Linked DNA regions of Homo sapiens: region 1 is linked to region 2. A link is a contact called in ENCODE Hi-C data. All regions are on one chromosome and are shown on one strand. The core of a region is the stretch at or near the end of the contact, and the rest is flanking DNA. Distances in the headings are between cores, read along the strand shown.

Evidence for each region. Hi-C counts contacts between places; a loop is a spot of excess contacts on that map. Pooled maps may share reads with other maps.
Region 1: a map with no recorded cell type shows a loop between it and region 2 (29-fold over the local background). The contact joins two enhancer-like sites. A Hi-C loop is called at or near these places in 1 of 168 maps with a recorded cell type or tissue (GM12878), 23 of 37 single-sample maps with no recorded cell type and 9 of 50 pooled maps.

Annotation. Positions count from the first base shown.
Region 1 is chr7:37,333,183-37,339,500 of GRCh38, reverse strand. All of the region lies in intron 2 of ELMO1 (engulfment and cell motility 1), which reads left to right. Among named protein-coding and RNA genes, the nearest start is that of ELMO1, 110 kb to the left of the region's middle. Within about 2 kb of position 3,105, at least 7 of the 41 ENCODE cell types and tissues checked have a DNase peak (open chromatin) inside an H3K27ac peak, as active enhancers do; they include GM12878, where a contact is called at or near this core.
Region 2 is chr7:35,721,263-35,727,855 of GRCh38, reverse strand. No RefSeq gene overlaps it. Among named protein-coding and RNA genes, the nearest start is that of LINC03013, 8.1 kb to the right of the region's middle. Within about 2 kb of position 2,380, at least 7 of the 41 ENCODE cell types and tissues checked have a DNase peak (open chromatin) inside an H3K27ac peak, as active enhancers do; they include GM12878, where a contact is called at or near this core.

The sequences.
Region 1 (6,318 bases), core at 1,856-4,355, 1.6 Mb before region 2:
CATTTAGAAAGCTCTTTGCTTCTTTTTAGCCTGGATAGCTGCTATTTCACTAAAAGCCGTTTCCAAAAGTTGGGTTAAGCACTGCTGCTCTATTGTCTCCCAAAATTTTGGGTGCCCCTCCACTTATCACATTGTATTGTCCTTGTCTATCAACTGAACCCAGTGGTCCTCAACCTTGACTGTGTACAAGAAGCATCCAGGGAGCTTGTACAAAATGCATATACCAGCTTGTGCAAAATGCAGCCCCAGCTGCAGAGATTGTGATTCTGCTGGCCAGGGGCAGGGCTTTTCATCTGCATCTGTGATAAGCACCAGATGAATCTAATCCAAGGGCTTCCACAGTTTGAGAAGCAGTCATTAGACTGGGAACTGCCTGTCTTTGAGTGTTGTTTCTCCTTGCCTGGTGAACAGTCCTTAAAATGAAAAGATATTTCATGAATGAATAACTGGGAGGCGGTGCTTCCTGAGTAGTGATTATCTTATCAGGTGCTCAATTCTGCTCAGCCACCCTCCATCAGTGCCTGGAGTTTTCAGAGGGACGTCTGCCCATGATGGACTTGTTTATCTTCTTTCTAAATATTTAGGAGAAAATTCTGTGTTTCCACTCAGCAGGAAAAATCCCCAGGAGCTTCTTAGACATGGACTTTGCTGTATCACAGGAAGGTCTCAAAAGAATTATCAACTCACTGGTTCCTGACTCCTGCTCTCGCCTTCACAATGTATTGTTGAGTTTCAAGCCCGGGGAGCCGCTTGAGGATGAGGATGCTTGTTGTCTGGATATATCAAGGCTCCTGCATGCACTGTTCTTGTTAACCTATTATGTCCTGAATAATGTATTTGTTTCTCGGTCAAGAGTCTGGAATCCCAAACACTTCAATAAGCAGCATCTAGTAAGAGGCAGTGGGCTCCAAGGACATTTAAACCTGGATGTGAGCACTTGTTTTAGTTCCTTCAGCTGCTATAACAAAGTACCTTAAACTGGGAAATTTATGAACAACAGAAATTTATTGTTCACAGTTCTGGAGGCTGGGAAGTCCAAGATCAAGGCACCAGTGGATGTGGTGTGTGATGAGGGCTTGTTCCTCATAAATGGTGCCTTGTATGTTTCCCCACAGGCAAAAGGGGCAAACAGGCTCTGTCAAGCATGTTTTTATACCACCACCATGGGGGCCAGGTTTCAAACAGATGAATTTTGGGGAGACACAAACATTCAGACCATAGCAGTCCTGGAGCCCTGCTTTCTGTGAAAGGCTCAGTTAGCCTTGAGCCTCAGTTTCTTTGGGATAATAATTTGCTACTTTGATGGTCCTTGTGAAGATTAAAGAAATCATGTGAAAAGAGTGTAGCATGTTGCATAGCTTAGAGTGATTCCTCAATAAAAGCAGCCATTATTAGCTAGATTAGAAAATTAGGTACTCTGGTTTTCCTTTTCACCTGCACTTCCATTGTGAACATTTGCCCTCTGTTCTCATTCTTTCTCTGCCTAACTTTTTCAATGTTTAGGAAGGAGAAAAAATTAAAAGACAAGTGGGAGGCATCCTCTGGTAATAAAGAGGTGTCCTAATTGGACACATAGCCAATTTGTGCTATGGAATATTCACTGGCTCCCTAGTACTCTGTGATTTTTTTTTTCCATCTTGGCCACTCACCATTTCTGAGCAGCAGCTTTTCTGTTCCCTGCATAAACTCTTCAAGCCTCCAGTATTTCTTGTCTCTGCCCTGCCCCCTCAGGCCTTGCTTTTCAAGGAAGACACAGACCAGAAAGCTACCACTTCTGTCTTTGCCTAGAACTTCTCGGCCTACATATTTGCATGGCATCACAGACTACCTGATGCCTTTATCTCCTGCCTTCCTGTTTTGTTTTGCTTTTTCTACTGCTAGCAGAGAAGGGAAGAGGTGGTCCCAATTTGTTTCCAGTGCTTTCAGCTTATCCCAACCCCCAATGCTCCACATAGGTGTTTTTTTTTTTTTTTTTTTATACTTTAAGTTTTAGGGTACATGTGCACAACGTGCGGGTTAGTTACATATGTATACATGTGCCTTGTTAGTGTGCTGCACCCATTAACTCGTCATTTAACATTAGGTATATCGCCTAATGCTATCCCTCCCCCCTTCCCTTACCCCACAAGAGGCCCCGGTGTGTGATGTTCCCCTTCCTGTGTCCATGTGTTCTCATTGTTCAATTCCCACCTATGAGTGAGAACATGCAGTGTTTGGTTTTCTGTCCCTGCGATAGTTTGCTGAGAATGGATCCAAAGGACATGAACTCATCATTTTTTATGGCTGCATAGTATTCCATGGTGTATATGTGCCACATTTTCTTAATCCAGTCTATCATTGTTGGACATTTGGCTTGGTTCCAAGTCTTTGCTATTGTGAATAGTGCCGCAATAAACATACGTGTGCATGTGTCTTTAAAGCAGCATGATTTATAATCCTCTGGGTATATACCCAGTAATGAGATTGCGGGGTCAAATGATATTAGCCCATCCTTTCTACCCTACCTGGGGCTTTGTCCCAGCCATGTTCTCTTCTCTTATTCTTTTCTTCTTCTCTGTCTTCAACAGTGAACTCTTCTGTTTTCACCTTGGAAAATCCTCCCCTTGACCTAGTAACTCTCTTTTGGTAGTATTTTATTCTGTTTTTCCATTCCAGGCTTATTTAAATGTTACCAGTATATGCCATCTATGTTGTTCCATGCTTATTTTAATATTTGCATGAACAACAATTTACCTCTCTACAGGGCTCCCCTTTTTGGTGGCACCTCTGCCTTGGTTGTCCTCACCCTCTCGGTTACGCTCGGCAAAGCTGCCCATTCTCATCTTCTTGAAACTCTCCCTTCCTTCCTCTAGCTTCAGTGCCTGAGATTCTTCCTCCCTGTTTGATTCATCTGGGATTGTTTCCTTCCTGGTTCCTCTTCTTTCTAGATCAGTTCCAACCTCAGTGCTAAGCCCTCTGGTCTGTGTGTTCACTGTCGACACTCTTTGTCTTAGAGTCCATGTTCGCTCATGACGTTAAAGTTTCACCTCTGCCTACATACATAACAACAGTTCCCATCACCGGCATAGCCTGCCAGCTAACCACTAGTTTCATTTCTCTGTTGGGTGGATATATGGTTCCCCTCTCTAACTTCAGTTGTCTACAGACGAGACAAATGGTTAGTGAAACTGCCCATATGTTAACCTGAAGAAAGGAGTCTCACAGGTATTACCAACTTTTTGAGGTTATATCATGTAGAGGGGGGACCATTAGATATGTTCTTTTTTTTTTTCCTTGACGCAGGGTCTCACTGTGTCACCCAGGCTGGAGTACAAAGGCTCAATCAAAGCTCACTGCAACCTCTAATTCTGGGCTCAAGATATCCTCCTGCCTCAGCCTCTCGAGTAGCTGAGATTACAGGTGTGCACCACCATGACCAGCTAGTCTTTGTATTTTTAGTAGTGATGGGGTTTTGCCATGTTGCCCAGGCTGGTCTCAAACTCCTGGACTTAAGCGATCCTCCCACCTCAGCCTCCCAAAGTGCTGGGATTACAGTCCATGAACCACCACAGTGCCCTGCCTAGATGCGTTCTTTATGGCCCAAGTGTAGGAACTCCATCCTATTTGTGCTAGGAGACACATTTCACCTTCACCCAAGAAAAGCCAGCACGGGCCATCTCATCAGGCGAGGGGATCCATCATCTCTACCAAGTGTGCATCAGACAAATGCTTGGAGAAGATGTTCTGAGCATATTCAGGCCCAAAAAGGGCAATGGGAAGAGATACATAGTTTTCAACCTTAGTTCTGCTTCTCAAATGGCTTGGGGCAGAGGGGTGGCTGCCGAGGGCTTCCGGGCACCCCTCGCTCACTCCTGCTGCAGCACCTTTGTATTGTCCCATTTTCATTTGCGTATGATTTGGGGAAAGATTTTGTTTGAAAAAAGTTTATCAGTTTAAAAAAATAGACATGGATGATTCTTGAGCTTTCTGGTATTCCTGAGACTTCAGTCAGATTCTTTAGGGTGGCTTTGCATCCTTCCATATTTTTCATAAGCATTGTCCCTGGGCCAAGGTAGTGTCTGCAGGCACTGTATGTGATTCCCAGGTACCCCTCTGTTTTATAGAAGCTGCTCCTTTAGACGCTTGTTCCCGCACATTCATGGTCTTTTTTCATCTCTTGCCGTTTCCTTCTAAAAGTATGCCACCTTGAATGCCCCCTGCCTTCTCCCAGCTCTCTACTGCTTTAAATCCTGGCTTTGCTAAGCACTGCAGAGAGCCTCCTTTGTACTCAAACCTTTTCTGATCGCATTATAATGCAGTCTTTTCTCCAGTTTTCTAATTTCTTATATCATTTTCTTTGCCTGTAGCTTTTATTTGCAGTTAATATATTTCACACGTAACGTAATTTACATTTTTCTTTTTTCATGCTCACTTCTCTTGAAATAGATTATAAGCTCTTGGAGGTCAGCCAGTGGCTTACATACATTTGTATCCTTTGGTTCATCACATTGATCTCCGTTACTGTGTGTGTACAATAGGTTTCAATTCTGAACAGTGAAGATAAGAATAAAACACTGGTGGTCTTCATTCTCCAAACAGAAAAATTATAATAGCACGCCTACCCCAGTATATTGGGAAGGGTTTAATTCCCTAAAAGAAACACAGATGCATGTGTTTTAGGTAAGTGTGATTGCCTGCAGTTTTTCAACTACCATATTTCTATAGCATATTTAAGATATAATTCCATATGCATAAATTTGATTTACACAAGACCTTTGAAAAGCTCATTGAGTAAAACCCATTTGAGTTTTTGTACTTGACATGGAATTTTGCTCGTTAGTAGCAGTAATAATAACAGCAAGCACCACACACTATGTGGCAGGCAATAGAAGGCCTTGCACGTGGGATTTCATCACCTTACTACAGCCTTCAAGATCGGCTTAGGCTCCCTACTTCATAGTTATTCAAAGGTTCATTAACTTGCCCAAGATTACTCAGCTAGGAAGGTACTGATTTGAATCCAGCACTGTATAACACCAAAACCCAGGCAGTTTTTTGGTTTTTTTCTTGTTGTTGAGATGGAGTTTTGCTCTTGTTGCCCCGGCTGGAGTGCGATGGTGCAATCCTGGCTCACTGCAACCTCCGTCTCCCAGGTTCAAGCGATTCTCCTGCCTCAGCTTCCCGAGTAGCTGGGATTACAGGTGCCCGCCACCATGCCTGGCTAATTTTTGTATTTTTAGTAGAGACAGGGTTTCATCATGTTGGCCAGGCTTAGACATTGCCAAATGTCTCTTGGGCGGTGGACAGAGTCTCCTCCTGTTGAGAATGGACTAGGTCAGGGGCTCCTGAGCTTGCTTCTGTATCAGAATCACTCATGAAACATGTTGAAAATACACAGAGGATCATTGTGTAGTGATTCAAGGTTCAGGGATCCTTGTTTTTATGAAGCTCCCCTGGTGATGCTCATGCTGTTGGACCTACATTTGAAAACATTGTTGTGAAGCCCTTGAAATTTATCACTCTCCCTGCAGGAGCTACCTTTGGCTCCCACGGTAACTTTTAGTGAGTCCTTTAAAGATAGTGCCTCAATTTATCCATGAGGGAAATGGTCCTAAAAATTCTTAGCCTCTCCTTTACAGAGAGTACAAACATAGTTTTAAGAGCTCATTTTGCTCCAATTAAGAAAGCTGTAATAAAGACTGTGATACTGCACCATTGCTTTCATACCGTCATAATAGGTGAAATGACATTGGTAGAGGAATAGACATCCTTCATCTGATTTTTGCAACTTTTAGATTTGGTAATGTAACAGATATTTCTTAAACTTCCTTTAAAATGAAGTGACTGGGGTACTTACTTTTCTGGTTTTAGCTCTCTTTTCTTGTGTGAGAGAGTCTATATAACCTCATAAAATCTTAAAAATTTGCCAAGTTTTTGAAGAAAAACACAGCAAACATATCTCTCCCTTTAACTGAGCTGAGTTTAATTGAGCGAGAATGAACTCTGGCATTCTCCTTTTCCTTCAGCAAATGAAATGCAGATTTTTAGTTTGCTCTGTAGGTGGGTGCTGGTGGGATTCTCTTCTGTTCTACTTCCTTCCACAACACTGCCACTCTGAGAAGTTCGGGCAACTCAGGACACTCTTGTATTAACTATGTTTTCTTAAGACTTGATGACTAAGACCTCTGACATTTCTAGAACCTTTTGTGAATGTTACACTTTGTGCTTATTTTCCTGTTAGGTCAACAGGTTAATTGTGGCAGGATATCTAAATATGTGGATTTCAGTGTTGAGAAGGAACTCTGGGTACCCAGGAACAAACAGCTTGTACTTTAGGAG
Region 2 (6,593 bases), core at 1,131-3,630:
TGACTCACCAGCTAACACCCAAAAGTTGAGTAAAAACAGCTTAGTTACTGGAGGGACATGCACAGGCAGTAGGGGACAGTCAAGCTGAGCTGATGCTGATTGCTTCCCTGGTTCCTGTGCTCAGGGAAGCTGTTCTAACAAGAGAGAGTTCTTTAGAAAGTGTTTCTCATTGGAACCTGGTGGGGGTGTGGGGGTCGCCAGTCTATTGGAAGTGTGTGTAAATTATGGGAGGAGTCTGTGAGGGCTGTCGCCATGCCTCCCACAGTGCTGGACCCACTGTCTGTACCCCAGGTGGCTCTCGCCTGAGAGGGGGAAGCCAGTGGCATGCATCTTGCAGTGATTGACAAGGCTGCTTGGAGGTGGCTCAAAAACTAAGGACACTCTGGAATCAACAATGATGCCAAAGGTGCTGATGTCCATCAACCCCCTCATCCTTTGATAGGAACAACTGACATTTTTCTCAGTCTTTAGTATAGTAGTGTGCAATGTTCAAGACAAGTCCTTTGTTCAGCTTCCATCCATATTTCCAGCCATAAGTTCTCCTTGAAAAGAAATGCTGAACCTTGTGGTTAAAAGGTACCCATGGCGCAGGCTTCATTCTTCCAGAGCTTGTATTTTTCCTCTTTTTTGCATAATTCAATTCAAATGTTTTTTGCTTGAGTCTTGGTTTTCCAAATTTATAGATGTTTCAGCTATGGCTGTCATCCCCTTATTTTATTATAAGTCACCAATCTCCTTATTTTATTGTAAGCCACCCATTTTTTTCATGAGATTAGGTTACTCACAAAGTAGCCCATTAATTGCAATTATAGTTTAATTACAGCATGTCCAGGTCTCTCCAGACCATATAAAATCAGGTTACATTTCCTTTTGATGTCCAAATTACAAAGGTAACAACATACTCTTAGCTTGACCTCAGTGTCCTCCAGCTATTTCTGGGCGTCTCCAATGGGGTGTGTCATTCGTGTTTATAAACCAGCTGCCATAACCGCATGGATCCACCTGGTCCTTTCTCTCCTGCTCTGGTTCCTCCAGGTCTGCTTTCTGCAGGGCCACATGGAAATCCTCAGTGTTGTCACAGCCCATCATGAAAGCAGTGCTGATTAAGCTCAAAACACAGTCCTGCCCTGTGCTGCCTGGTGGGGGTGAGGGAAAGCTGGTCCATTGGAAGTGTGTGAGATTCTGGGAGGAGTCTGTTAGGGCGGTTGCTGTGCTTCCCCCAGTGCCGGACCCACTGTCCATACCCCAGGTGACTCTCACCTAAGAAGAGGAAGCTAGTGCCATGCATCTTGTAGTGGCCTGCCAGCCCAGCCAGTCCTCAGGTTGTCAAAGCAGAGGGGGTTTTATGCACAAGCAGGGAAAATGGCCTCTCATCTCAGCACTGAGCTACACTTTGTCACCTGGGAGCTGAAGCAATGATGCTTGGAACTGAGAACCATAAAGGGTTTTTTGTGGACAGTTTCCCTGCTTTCTGGCTCTTATGCATCTAACCATTGGGGTCTAAAACCAAATCCAAAGAGCTAGGAAGGAAGAGAATCCATACCATCCTTCCAACCTCCTCCTCTTGGTTCTTAGCTCTCTCAGCAACACTTGGTTCTACTCCCCAGGTCACAAAGCAAAACTTCCCAACCATATCAACAGAGACAAACAGATACTCTTGTGTCTGTGAGAGTGTAGGTGTGCTGATGGGTGTCTACACTAACAGTCTACAATTAGGTTTGACTGGTCAAAATATATTTTATGTGCTACTTAATAGTTTTAATTCACTCTAATAACTGAAATATCTGGTTTTAAGTAGATTCTGAAGAGAAATGCTCCACATTACAGTGTCTTTCCCTAAAAGATAGAACCTACATACACATTGGCCGGGTGCGGTGGCTCACGCCTGTAATCCCAGCACTTTGGGAGGCCGAGGCGGGCAGATCACGAGGTCAGGAGATCGAGACCATCTTGACTAACACGGTGAAAACCCATCTCTACTAAAAATACAAAAAATTAGCCGGGCGTGGTGGCAGGCGCCTGTAATCCCAGCTACTCAGGAGGCTGAGGCAGGAGAATGGCATGAACCCGGGAGGCGGAGCTTGCAGTGAGCCGAGATAGCGCCACTGCAGTCCGGCCTGGGTGAAAGAGCAAGACTCCATCTCAAAAAATAAAAATAAAAATAGTAAAAATAAAAAAAAAATAAAAAAAGAACCTACATACACATTGATGTCATGTAATTCACAGGAGCTGCACAGGTGAGAACCTGTTTGTTGTGGGAAGAAGCAAGAGCTCCTCCCCACTTCCCGTGCAGGGCTGGGGTACGCAGCTGCTGTTTAAGAGCAAGGCCTGAGGTCTAGCAATGTTCTTGCCCATGTGAGGCCTGGTTTTGCCTCAAAGTAGAACTTCTGAAACAGAAAGTTTCCTTATCTCCCTGGCAGGACATGCGACAGATGTGCGGCTCGCATGTTCAGTGTCCCACTGCTCAAACCCCTAGGGGGAGCATGCAGACAGGTCGTGGGGAGCTCCGGACAACTGACATTTTTCTCAGTCTTTAGTAGAGTAGCATGCGGTGTTAAAGACGAGTCCTCGGTTCATCTTCCATCCATATTTCCAGACATAAGTTCTCCTTGAAAAGAAATGCTGAAACTTGTGGTTAAAAGGTACCCATGGAGCTCCGACCTCACAGCAGTGCCTAGGGTTGAGTATTTACAGCTCCTGAAGCCCCAGTGGGCATGTGTTACAGTGTGCTCTTTCAGTTTTGCCGTCTGCAGGCAACTTGTGTTAACCAGCTCAATTAGACCCTCTGCCGTATGACAAGGACAGAGGGCCTCTGTATCCTCAGTTCTTGCCCTAGCGTACCGGAAAGAATCGGATAACATGTAGGCTTGGAAGATCGGTGCAAGGTTTTATTGTGTGGTGGAGGTTGCTCTCAGCAAGGTGGATGGGGAGCCAGAAGGGGGATGGAGTGGGAAGGCGGTCTTCCCCTGGAGTCAGGCTGTCCAGCGGCTGGACTCTCCTCTGACTGCCCCGACCGAATTTTCTGCATCGTCTTGCCTCAATGGCCTGCTGTTGTCTGCTGGTGTCTGTCGGTGCGCTCTTCTGCTCCTCTGCTCCTCTCAACGTCCAACTGCTTGTGTCCACGCCCGCTAGGGTCTCAGGGTTTTTATGGGCACAGGATGGGGGTGTGGCAGGCCAGAGTGGTCTTGGAAAATGCAACATTTGGGCATGAAAACACGGGTGCCTGTTCTTACTTAGGTCCATGGGCACAAGCCTGAGGGTGGAGCCCTCGCCAGGAACCCCACCCTTGTCTACCCAGCACTTCCCTGGCCACCTCCTGTGTCACTTCTACTGTTTCCTGGTGAAAATAGTAACACTGAGAATGAGTTGGGGTGGAACATTGACCTCTCAAAACATTTATCATTTTCTCATGTAACAATGATGGTGTCATTTCCTGTTAGGGGCATTGGGGAATAAAAACACTTTTTAAAAAGTATAAAACATTCTCTTTGGAAATTTACAATAAAAAAAAAACACGATTCTTTAGTGAGTACTTATCCAGGCACTATTTAATTTACACTCAACATGGAGCCTATCAGTCAATCGTCATATAAGGTAGAAGCTACCATAGCTTCATTTTACGAATGAAGAAACTGAGGTGTAGACAAGTTGAGTAGCTCACTCAAGGACACAGCAGAGTCAAGATTCAGACCTGGATATCCCGATTCCGGGAGCTTTGCTCTTACCTGATGCACTCTTCCCCTCACCTTTAAGAATTTGAAGACTGTTGCCAGTCAGTTCATCAGATTCCCCTCAGTATGTATTTGAACACAGCACAATCTGTAAGTTGGTGTAAAAGCAGTCATTGACTGGCAAGAATTCTAAGGGTAATCTCATCAAATTACAATGCTCATCTTTCTGAGTAGAAATTTGGGTTTAAAGCTTTAAATTCTTAAAAAATAATACAGCCTCTAAAAAAACCCTACCACTGGTTATATTTATATCTACTTGTGTTATGATATAGAAACTTAGTTTCATAAGTAACTGCCAACATGTTTCCCAAAGTGGCTGTACCATTTTGCATTCCCACCAGCAATGAATGAGAATTCCTGTTGCTCCTCACCCTTGGCAGCATCTGGGGTTGTCATATTCTGGATTTTGGCCATTCCTATAGGTTTGTGTAGTGGTATCTCACTGTTGTTTTAATTGGCATTTTCCTGATGACATATGATGTGAAGCATCTTTTCATATGCTTATTTGCTATCTGCATATCTTCTTTGATGACATGTCTTGTCAAGATCTTTTGCCCACTGTTCAAATGAGTTGTTTTCTTATTGTTGAGTTTTAATAGTTTAAATGTAGAGAGAAATAGATGATGTTTGTTTACTAGAGTAATCAAGATATAATCATTTTAAGAGCTAGTTGATAGCAAATATAAGTTATTTGCTCTAAATTTGATAATATAGAAATCTATCTCTAATATAATAATAATAGTGAGAGACTGTATTCTTGTAGGGAAATTTTTTCTAAAAAGCGTGGTAAAGCTCTGATGATTCTATAATAGGTTCAAAGGATTGGATTTGTTAGATGTTGATGATGTTGATGGGTTGCTAGATGTTAGATCATGACTCATGATCTAACATCATCTAACACAATCTAACGTGATCATCGTCATGACTCATGATGAGAGAGAGCACAGCATAGTGGTTAAAAGTATGGATGCTGGCGTTCAAGTCCCAGTATTGACACTTATTATTTGTGTGACATTGGGCAAATTACTCAATCAGTGTGGCCTCAGTTTCCTAACCTGAGAAATAGGGAGTACAATATTACCTACCATTGTGGACTGAATGTTTGTGTCCCCCAAAATGCATATGTTGAACCCCTAACCCCCAATGTAGCTGTATTTGGATATGGATATGGTGGCTCTAAGAAAGTAATTAAGGTTGAATGAGGTGTTAAAGATGGAGCCCTGATCCCATAAATTAGTATCTTCATAAGAAGAGACACCAGAGAGCTCACTCACTCTGAGGAACACAGAGGAAAGGCCAGGTGAGCACACAGTGAGAAGGCAGCTGTCTGCCACCTACGAGGAGAGCCCTCACCAGACACCAGCTCTGCTATACCTTGGTCTTGAACTTCCAGTCTCTGGAACTGTAAGAAAATAAATGTTCGTTGTTTAAGCCACCTAGTCCATGGTGTTTTGTTATGGCAGCCCAAGCTGACTAATACCTGCCTTGCAGGGCTGTTGAAGGATGAAATGAGTCAATACACATGAAACGCTTTGCACAGTGTCTGGCACATGGGAAGCACTATATAAGTGTTAGCTGGAATTGCTGACCTCAGATCTGTAGATCTGGGGTTTGAGAATTGGTGATGTTTTGCACAAGTGTGATATACATAATTGTACTGAGTTTTGAAAAACATATTTGAATAACTAATTTTAAATTAATTAAGTGGGAAAACATTTTCATTCTAAAGTCAACCCAGTCGGATGAGAGTAAACATACCAATCTAGGTTAGGGCCAACATCTCATGCCTTCCTCCTTTCCTCCACTTCTCCTCGGTTCCCTCTTCCCTGGATATAACCTCTACCCAACGATAAGCAAGTTGTAATGGGTCTCTGGGGAAAGAGAAGACAGAACAGGAAATGTCTGCATAGATAGGGGAAGCCTGTAAAATGCAGATGATGGTTGTAATTTTAGGAGTTCAAATATAAATGGCATCGAGTTGAACTCTAATTTTAAAATAGTAGAGGCTAAAATGCTTAAATGTTAGTCTTTAAATGATTTTTTTCCTTTTATTGTATTTGACTTGTACATATTTGGATCCTTAAATCTTTAGATAACTATCATAAAAGTCAATTTAGGATGGAAGAATTATTTTCTGTGAAGGGTCAGGGAACCATGGACAAAGAAACAACTGCTTTAGATAAATATTAAAATATACTTTCAGTCCCAAAGTATCACCTTAAAGGGGGAAGAGGAAGAAAAGCTGGACAAGCAGGAAGAAAGAGGGAGAAATGTAAAGAAAGAGAAAGGAAAAGAAATAGAAAAAGAAGAGAAAGGAGGAAATAGAAGCAAGGGAATAAAAAGAGCGTTATAATAAAATTTGGTTCTATAGGTTTTGAGGGGTTTTTGTCAAGGTCATTTGTAAAGTTCCTCCAGCGGAAAGGAACAAGAATTTTCTGCACCTTTTTAAAATGTAGATGAACTAATTGGCAAGTGTTTATATGGCTTCCACTGTCCCCACCCTGGGAAGAACAATTTTTGGCCTGCCTGTGTGACAGATATCCTGGCCCTCCAGATTTGGAGATGTAGCACTCGGTCTAGTTTTAGCAGTAAGATTTAGACTGGTGAATGACTGTCCCACTTCCTCCTTCCTCAAATGCATGGATAGGTAAGACCTTCCCTGAGCTGGGGGATTCCATCTGGCCCACCTCTTGCTTCCCTGGGCTAGAGACTCTGCAAGCTGCTGTCTCCACAGGGCTTAGGTCCTGATAGAAACCAACTGAGAGACAGTGGCATTTAGGACTATACATGTGGGCATATGTCGGACACAGAGAATGACTAAGAGAGATATCTTTAGCTCCCTTCCTGTCTTCTTCAGGCTCC